2 separate regions of the Homo sapiens genome follow, and region 1 is linked to region 2. Evidence: chromatin loops called from intact Hi-C (ENCODE). Cell type or tissue: endothelial cell of umbilical vein. All regions are shown on one strand.

What was found. A loop is a pair of places that touch in the nucleus more often than their neighbours do. Peaks named below come from ENCODE experiments on the same cell type or tissue, not always from the same donor. Only the 100,000 strongest peaks of a DNase experiment are listed, where the experiment ranks them.
Region 1: a loop joins it to region 2, with 4 times the contacts of the local background. A loop is called at or near these places in 93 of 110 quality-filtered maps.

Annotation. Positions count from the first base shown.
Region 1 is chr22:25,473,567-25,478,566 of GRCh38, forward strand. LOC124905094 (a long non-coding RNA gene) reads left to right here and starts at 8. Exons shown (of 2, transcript XR_007068036.1): 1 at 8-4,038; 2 at 4,622-5,000. In endothelial cell of umbilical vein, no CTCF peak of the experiment used is centred here; a DNase peak (open chromatin) is centred at 2,325; H3K27ac peaks cover 448 bases.
Region 2 is chr22:25,771,240-25,776,239 of GRCh38, forward strand. MYO18B (myosin XVIIIB) reads left to right here. Exons shown (of 44, transcript NM_032608.7): 7 at 1,095-1,271. Among named protein-coding and RNA genes, the nearest start is that of MYO18B, 32 kb to the left of the region's middle. In endothelial cell of umbilical vein, CTCF peaks have their summits at 1,901 (motif pointing left) and 3,440 (motif pointing right); no DNase peak of the experiment used is centred here.

The DNA.
Region 1 (5,000 bases), 300 kb before region 2:
TTATGTTTCCAAGACTTATTTACAGTTGACTCTTGAACAATGAGGGAGGGAGGGGCACTGACTCCTTCATGCAGTCAAAAATCCACCTGTAACTTTTGACTCGCCCAAAACTTAACTTCCATTGAACAGAAGACTTGCCAACGCCGTAAACAGTGGAACAACACATATTTTGTATGTTGTAGGTATTCTATATTGTATTCTTGCAATAAAGTAAGCTAGAGAAAAGAAAAAATTATTAAGAAAATCAGAAGGAGGAGAATATATATTTACTATTCATTAAGTGGAAGTGGATCATCATCAAGGTCTTCCTTCTGGTCATCTTTATATTGAGTAAGCAGAGGAGGAAGAAAAGAGGAGGCTTTGGTGTTACTGTCTCAGGAGTGGCAGAGATGGAAGAAAATCCAGGAATAAGTGGACCCACACAGTTCAAACCCATATTTGAAGGGTCAACTGTATATTGTCACATATAGTAGATTTAGATCATTCATCTTAGCTGGTGTGCACAGTTTCACTGCATATGTATAATGCAAGTTATTAATCCAGTCTCTCTTTGTTGTTGTTGTTGTTGTTTTGATACGGAGTCTCATTGTGTTGCCCAGGCTATAGTGGTGTGATCTCAGCTCACTGCAACCTCCGCCCCCTGGGTTCAAGTGATTCTCTTGCCTCAGCCTCCTGAGTAGCTGGGATTACAGGTGCCCACCACCACACCCAGCTAATTTTTGTATTTTTAGTAGAGACAGGTTTCACCATCTTGGCCAGGCTGTCCTTGAACTCCTGACCTCGTGATCCACCCGCCTCCCAGTCCCGTTTTGATGGACACTTGCGTTGCTTCCAGTGGCTGCTGCTGTACACCTTGCTGCCGTGATTAGACCATGTGCATCCGGAGCCCTTTCCTTTCTTTTGGTGGCCACCTCTCCTTGAGGGGCCTTGTGACCGTGCCGAGAGCAAGAACTCTGCAACTGGGCTGACTGGGTTCAGATTCCAAATCTGTAATTTACGGGCTGAGCAACTGAGCAAGTTGCTTAAGGACGCTGTTTTTTCATCCAGAAAAATGGAGATAATAGCAGTACTTCCTTTAGAGGTTGTTGTGAAGATTAACCTATTAGTGTCTGTGAAGCGCTTAGTACTATGAGGTGTTTAACATAATTATTATGCAGCTAAAACTTGAACATGGGGATGTGCTTACTTATTTGTGGGAGCTACAAATTAAAACAATTGAATTTATGGAGACAGTAGAAGGATGGTTACCAGCGACTAGGAAGGGTAGATGGCGGGGTGGAGTTAGGGGAGAAAGAGGGGATAGTTAATGGGTACAAAAAAATAGTTAGAATGAATAAGATCTAGTATTTGGTAGCACAACAGGGTGGCTATAGTCAACAATAATTTAATTGTACATTTAAAAATAACTAAAATAATATAATTGGATTGTTTGAAACACAAAGGATAATTGCTTGAGGGGATGGATACCCAATTTACCCCGATATGATTATTATGCATTGCATGCCTCTATCAAAATAGCTCATATGCCCCATAAATGTATACACCTACCATGTATCCACAAAAAATTAAAAATGGAAAAACATTGAGCATGGGAGGTGTGAGTGGAGCTGTCCCAGCCTCGTCTCCCAGGCTGTGCAACTTTGAACAGGTCACTGCACTGCTCCGGGTCTCACCTTCTACATCCATGAAATGGCGGTGTCGTAAGGATGACATGAGATGATGTGTAGCCTGTAACGACACTCGACTAGGATTCATTTTTCTTGTCCCACTTCTTTTCCTCACCCTTGTGAGGTCATTCAGGCACATGTCATTCAGTCACCTTCTTCGACAGATAAGTATACTGTGGCTCGGAGAGGTGGAGAGACTTTCTGTAGGTCACCCAGCGTGTCAGAGGTGAATAGACTCTGCAGGCAATGTCCATGGGGTGGGTAACAGTGGTTGTGGTTGCCACACCTTGGAGCCAGCTCAGCTCCTCCTGTAGACCCCATTAAACAGCCCCTGTCCCTGACCTCCAATCCTACCCTCCTCACTTAGCCTCCAAGCTTGGCCACCCACTGTGTTCTTGTGATGAGGTGGAACAGACACAGTCATCCACGTGGCCTCTTAGAAACAGCCACCAAATGCTCCCGTATCGTAGCAACCACAGAATCAAAACAAGCTCTTAATGAAAGATCAAAAAAGACAGGGAGCTGGAAAGCCCACTCCCTGAACCAGCCAGCCCTCTGAAGATTCCTACTGCTGGGGTTTCAGTTCAGGGAGTTTATTTGATTTGCGTCTTCAACCTCCCCGCTCCACATTGTTAACTTCTAGCAGACTGTGGCTGGGAGCCAAGAAGTGGGTTTTAAATACACAAAAGGAAACAGAGCATGGCGAGGTCTGGAGGACAGAAGCCATCAGAGAGTGGGTGTTCCGGGGGGTGGCGATCATAGAGGCACTGCACCACGCCTGGAGCCAGGGAATGACTTTTGCTTGGCCCTTGAAGTTTCTAGAGGCTGAACTTAAGCGCTGCAGCCCCTTGTACCCACTGCTCAGCCTTTAGTTGGCTTCTTGCAGTGAAATCCCAAAAGGGAAAGCCGGGAAGGCCCTTAAAGACCACTTGATCCAGTGGTTTCCAAACTTTTTTTCTTTTTTTTTTTTTTGAGATGGAGTTTAGCTCTCGTTGCCCAGGCTGGAGTGCAATGGTGTAATCTTGGTTCACCACAACCTCTGCCTCTCAGGTTCAAGTGATTCTCCTGTCTCAGCCTCCCAAGTAGCTAGGATTACAGGCATGTGCCACCACGCCCTGCTAATTTTGTATTTTTAGTAGAGACGGATGGGGTTTCACCATGTTGGTCAAGCTGGTCTCGAACTCCTGACCTCAGGTGATCTGCCCCTATTAGCCTCCCAAAGTGCTGGGATTACAGTCATGAGCCACCGCACCTGGCCCCAAACTTTTTTTTTTTTAAGCAAAGAAATTGTTTCCTGGATAACCTCACATAAAGCATCCCAGTATGTAAAGCAGATAATAGTGTTGGAAGTGACAACCTGGAATTCTGTCCATGGGGACTCTTCTCCTTGTACTCCCACACACAGAAACCCTTCAGCTTATGCTTCCAACGTCAGTGTCCAAAGAAACTTTAGACAAATCCAGCCCCTTCATTCACAGATGGAGACATTATTGTTAGTTGTAGTAAATGTTAGCTAACTACCAGTACTTACACTTTAAACGTGCCTGGCATAGGAGAATGATTTTATATGTCTGATAGTATCAAATCCCCACAACTACCTGATAAACTAAGTATTATAATGACCCTCATTTTGCAGGTGAGTAAACAGAAGTCTAGAGAGGTACAATCACTTCCGAAAGTCACCCAGCTGGTAAGTGGTGAAGGCAGAATTCAGAGCCCAGTGTGGCTGACTCAATAGCCTGTGCCATCCACCCCTACATGAGTTGCCCAGGGAGGTTAGAGACTGTCCCACAGTCTCATAGGAGCTGAGCAGGGACAACGAGGTGGCCTGGTGTGGAGGGAAGGTCACGGGTGTGTGGGGCTGGAGCTCTGGGTCCAAGATGTTCATCAGCTGCCTGTCCTGGCTGGTAAGAGACTGAGGGTGAGTGGTCAGTGAGCATGAGAGGGGGAAGGGAGCCTTGGGAGACCACACTGGAGAACCTGGAACTAGGGAGCTATAGCAGGTGTCTGAGCTAGAGAATTAATCCTACTGTTGGCTGCACATCAATATTGGGACAATAGGCCCAGATGTGTCATTCCTAATAATCACAATGGGGCAGGATGGTGCTCAAAGCACTTTACTGGCATGATCTTAATCATCACAAAGCCTCTATGAGAGAGGTGATGTCATGATACCCATTTTACAGATGAGGTCGCTGGGGGCTCAGGGAAGTGAAGTGCTTTGTCCAGGGTCACGTGGCTGAAGAGTGGGGGAGCTGACACTTGAAGCCAAGACTGGCTGACTTTCAAGCCCACATGCCTCTGTCAGTTAAGTGTGGTGATGGTAATGCTGTGTAACAAACAATCCCCCAAATCTCTGTGCTGTAGGACAGTAAGTGTTGATTTAGCTCGCATGTCTAATGTGGGTTGGCTGAGCCAGGCTGGGCTCAGCTGGGCAGCTGTGTGCTCATCCATGTGTCTCTCATCCTGTCCTGGGATCAGTGGACTAGCCTTGGCATATTCCCCTCCTGCTCATGGCAGGAGTGCAAGGGGGTGAGCAGAAACACACAAAGTCTCTTGAGGCCTAGACTCAGGACCACACAGAGTCACTCCTGCCTCATTCTATTGACCCTAGCAAGTCACAGGGCCAAACCCAGGGTCAATAGGTGGGAAATGGTACTCTGTTCTTTTAACGGGAGGAACTGCAAAGTCGCTTGGCAAGGGTGAGAATACAAAGAAGGGTAAAGAATTGGAGGCAAGTTTTGCATTATATCATATTGTCTGTGCTGGTTTAAAATATGTTCACACAGTCTTTGATAATTCCTTCAAAAGATGGAGCCTAATTCTACATCTCTTGAGTGTGGGCTAGCCTTACTGACTCCCTTTTAATGAATAGAACAAAGTGGAAGTGATGGTGTGCAACTTCCAAGGCAAGGTCATAAAAGACATTGTGGCTCCCTCCTCGCTCTCTTGAGGATCACCCACTCTAGGGAAGCCAGCTGCCATGTCGTGGGGATATTCAAGCAGCCCAGTGGAGAGACCCATGTGGTGAGGACCTGTGATCTCCAGCCAGCAGCTGTGTGAGTGGCCTATCTTGGAAGCAGCTCCTCCAGCCCCAGTTCAGTCTTCAGATGAGACTGCAGCTGCAGCTGACATCCTGACTGCAACCTGATGAGAGACCCAGAGTCAGAACTGCTCAGACTAAAGTTGCTCCTGAATTTCTGACCCGCAGGAACTGTGAGACAACAACTGTTTATTGTTTTAAGTTGCCAAGTTCTGGGGTAGATTTGCTTGCAGCAATAGATACGAATGCTGTGTCTAAGTATTCTGCCAACTCACTGCTGCCATAGCAAG
Region 2 (5,000 bases):
TCAGGTCTTGGCCCTGGGAGTTCTTCTGATGGACCCAAGAAAATGACTGCTTTTAATTTATAGATATTGGATATTGCAAATCATACTACACAGCATGTTTCTGTTTTCACTCTGGCCGCCAGGGAACTCAGAGCCAAATTTGCTGCTTGCCATTAACCATAGCATAGGTTCTAATGGCCTATATTTTGGCATCAAACTTTCTTTCAGCTTTGCTCTTTAAATTGCTTTGAATACATTTTTGTTGTGCACCATAAATCCTTTTGAGGACAAGTCCCAGTGTAGTGATAGAAAAGAAAGGTTCTGTCATGCCCTTTCCCCCCGCCCCTCACAGCCTGCTATCTTAGGAGTTTTCCTCCTTGCTCATCTGCATTCCTTTCTGCTCCTCCTCTGCCCACCTCAGGCTTTCTCTCCCGCGTTGGGCATTTACAGAGGCTCAGTGGCCTTGCAAGAAAGGCTGATCCATGAGAGGGCTCAAGCTTGGCCCAAACCTGAGACTACCAGGTTCAGAAAACTCACTGAAGCTGGAGAGAATAATAGGACGCCTCTTAGAACAGATGTTTTAAGAAGCAGCTTCACATAACCCTTGCTTCTAAGGGTTTGGGTGGTTTCCTAGGAATCAATGCATGATGGGCTATGAGACCAGTGAGGTGGTTTGGCCATTGGCCTCCACTCCTGGGTATCATGGAGCATATTGAGAGCTTCCTCGTAAGACCCAGAAGAGGAGGAAATGGCAGCGGATGCTCGCACACACTGGAGCATCACCTGTCTTTTTGTGGTGTTTGAGATCCAGAAAGTGTTTTGAATTTTGTCAAGTCTGCCTTGGGAGCGTCTCCCCTCATGGTGCATGGAGTGCAGGACCACAGCGAAGAGGGGGTGCCTCATAGGTTGCACAGAGGGCAAGGAGAAGGGATGGCCCTATTTTATTTGTAGGGCTTCATTGCTTTCCATCCAGAGTCCCTGTGCTCTGTTCTGGTCTTTGGCACATAGCTCTCAAGAGGAGGGCTTAGTGTGTGTTTGGTTGCGGGGGGGTGGGGTGGGGGCAGGGGGCCAGAAGGCCAGAAGGCCAGAGGAGACTCTGTGTGATGGTTTCACAGGCCAACCCTCCTGAGCTGGACCAGGTCGAGGACCTGGCCTCTCTCATCAGTGTCAACGAATCCAGTGTCCTGAACACGCTTCTGCAGCGCTACAAAGCTCAGCTGCTGCACACCTGCACAGGGCCTGATCTGATTGTCCTCCAGCCCCGGGGGCCCTCGGTGCCTTCTGCAGGGAAGGTGAGGTGGGACCATTGTGGGCAGGGCTGAGGGGCTGAGGGCAGGGGGGCCTGGGGGGATCCCTCTGCATCTGAGGTGACAGTAGAACCATCAGAGCCCCCAGTCGACCTGTCTGCAAGCAGCATCCTTCTCGCGGCATTGTGGCATCCTGTGGCATGGACCATGAGATTCCCCCATTCCCTGGAGGGAAAGATCAGTCACCATTAGGACAGAAACAGCAGCATTAAATATCACAAGAGTAACGAAAGAAAATACTGAATGAGTGTGAACTCTACCAGACACTGCTGTATGCACCTTCTTGTATTAACTCAGTTGAGTCTCACATATCCACCTGAAAACACAGGTACTGTGATTAGCCCATTTTACAGATGAGAAGAGCCGGCTGGGCCAGGCGCAGGCTAAACTCTCAGGTCTAGCGAGCAGAGTTGCTGGGAGAAAACCCAGGATACAGGGCTCCTGTGTGCTCTTCATCCCATGCTGAACTCTCAGGAGTCCTGAGCACCCACATCAACGGGGAAACAGAAGCTTCAGTTGTACTTTAGTTTTTTTCCTCGGAAGTGTAGAAACGGCCAATTTTTGTTGAGATGGGCAAGAGCAAAGGAAATCTCTAAGCGCCACCTTGTGGACGCACGAGGCACCTCAGCCGAGTCATTGAAGCGTGGGCCCCTTCATTCCTTCAACCCATAGTGATTGAGCTATTGATTGAGGGTCTCCTACCGGGCCACGCACAAAGAACATCAGGGAAGGTGCCAGGCGAGCAACCCTCCCCTTGTGGAGTTGCTGTTCTAGGAAGAAAAGACAGTCCATCAACAATAAAGATAAGAGTGGCCCGAGCAGATGAGTGGAGGAAGAGGTGGGAGAGGTTGGGAAAAACCAGGACAGAGCCGTGTCAGTTCTCAGGGTGATGATTCTGGCTTTCACTCTGAGTGGGATGGCAGCTACTATGGGTATTTATTTATTTATTTACTTTTGAGACGGAGTCTCTCTGTGTCGCCCAGGCTGGAGTGCAGTGGCACGATCTCGGCTCACTGCAAGCGCCGCCTCCCGGGTTCACGCCATTCTCCTGCCTCAGCCCCCCGAGTAGCTGGGACTACAGGCACCCGCCACCACGCCCAGCTAATTTTTTGTATTTTTAGTAGAGATGGGGTTTCACCGTGTTAGCCAGGATGGGCTCGATCTCCTGAGCTCGTGATCCGCCCGCCTCGGCCTCCCAAAGTGCTGGGATTACAGGCATGAGCCACTGCGCCTGGCCGATTTGTATCTATTTTTTATGAACTGGGCAGCCTCCTGAGCCAGAGTAGGCTTAGAGAGAGTCCCTACTGGGGTTTTTAGCAGAGCAATGACATGCTGTGACTTAGGTTGTAAAAGGATGCCTTTGGCTGCTGGGTGGAGGACAGATGGGAAGAGGCTCAGTGGAGGCAGGGAGGCCTGTCGGAGGTGAGACATCTTACCTGTGTGCTCTTCTGGAGACTCACTGGGAAGTCAGAAGCCCCTAGGACACCTGGTGTCTAGGAAAGATCATGATACCTCTTCTGGTTTCCATGTTCTCCTCTGCCAACTGGGGGTGAAAACACATCTTGCCCTTTGGGGCCCTGTGGGACAAATCCATCCCTAGTCCCTGAGGCAATGCTAAATCCATTAAAGGGGATATAGTGGGCCTGTACCCCTCTCTCCAAGATTTTTCTCCTCCAGAGTGACCCACACCACACCTTCAGTCACTCCCAGGGGCTCTCCCACCACCGCTGTCCATGGTCAAGGGCCTGGGAGGACCTCAGAAGCTCTGGGTGGGCCAGAGCTTGGCACGTGCCCTCTCCCGTCCTTGTGGTGAGTGCTTAGGCTTCTGTTGCTGCAGCCCAAGGCCTCTGAGCTGTCCACATTGCCGAGGGACTCCTCCGGCTCCCTGGAAATCCCTGGAAGGGACATTTTTATAGACCCAGATAGCAATCAGGTCCTCATTGGCCATCCTGGATTGAGGCATCAGAACTTAGGCAAAAGCGCCAAAAGATGCAGGCATTGGTACGCACTCTGAAGGTAGATCCCCCTACTTCCCTTCCTAACCCTGGGGTGGGGTGCGGCACTGGTCCGCACCCTTCCCTCAAGTCTTCCAGCCTCCCACACTCAAACCCACAGCCACCTCCTGTCCTTAGGCCGGATCAACCTCTGATTCCCCAAATGGCCACCAGGTGGGAGCACAGGCCTGCGGTGAGGCTGAGACCACCTCGAGGATGGGCTGGGTGGGGTCTGGACACACCGGGGGACTCTCTCACTATGGGGCTAGCCCCACCAGGCAGCTGGGGTCTGGGTGTGTGCCTGGGGACATGGAGGTCTAGGTGAATAAGAGGGTGAGTTTGAGCATGGGTGCGACCCCGTGGGTAGAGGTGGATCCCATCTCTGTGTGCAGAGCCCGCCGCAACTGTTGCGTGCATGTGCCTACAAGCACACTTCTGTGCATGCGTGCAAGGGCACATGTACACAGATGCAAAGGCATGTGTGCATGCATGCATATAGGAGGGCCTTCAGGAACCTGGATGTGCAGAATTCTTCCTTCTCCCCCTAGGCAGTGGGCCTGAGCAGGCTGATGGACAGGACTGCCCGTTCATTGAACTTTAGTTTTCCCAGACTGGGGGATGGCTCTAGGACTGAGACCCCAGGACCCTCTGACTGCCTTAAGCCCTAAGGCTGTGTCCAGCCAGTGTGGGGGCATATCCCTCCTTTGCCTGCATTAGGTTCCTGCTGAGCCCTACATCTGGCATCAGGATAGGGACTCATGACTGTTCCTCAGGGGCTTGGAGCAGGAAGAGCCAACAGTGGATTGGAGACAGCCCCAGCCCCAAGCTAGACATCTAGGCTGAGGGGAGGGCCATCACACCAGGGTTTGTGCCCCTAGTTCGGCCAAAGGACTGCGCTAGGGAGGGCAGATGGGGCCTTGCCGGACCCAGTGGACACCCTCAGCATCTTGGGCTTCAGACATCCTCCTGCAGCAGGGCCCATTCCTCTTTTCCTTTTGGTGCCCTCCTGCTGACCTCACAGTAACCTCCTGCCCTCTTCCCTCGCTGCCAAATCCAATGTCAAGTCTCTGGTCTCTTACTGAACTCAGCAGCATTTCCCTCCCTCTTCCTGGAAACACACCCTTCCTCGGCTCTAAGACTCCGCTTTCCTGGTTTTCATTCCCGCCCACTGGCCGCCCAGTCAGTCTTCCTTGTGGTCTCCCTGACCTGTCCCTGTCAGGATGCTCTGTTCTCACACTCTTCCTTGGTGATCTCATCCAGGCTTGTGGCTTTCAAACGCCTCCCGTTCACTGTAATTGAATTAATTTCTTTCATCGATCATCTCTGTCTTCCCACCAGAAGGCAAGCTCCACCAAGCAGGGACTTAAAAAAAAAAAAAATCAGGCTTACATTATAGTCCAATGCACCTTTTTAGTGTACAGTTCTGAGCATTTTTGACAAAGGTGTATAGTTGTATAACTGCTTTGACAATCAATTACATGACAGTTCCCGTCACCCCCAAAAGTTCTCTGGGCCCCCTGTGGTCAACTCAGCCCCAAGTTCTACCCCTGGTAGCCACTGATCTGTTTTTTTGTCCCTATAGTTTTACCTTAAAAAACCCATATAAATGGCATTGTATGGTATGTAACCTTTTGAATTGGCTTCTTCCAGGCAGCACAATGCATTGGAGATTCACCCATGTGGTTTTATTTATCTACAGTTTGTTCCTTTATTTTATTTC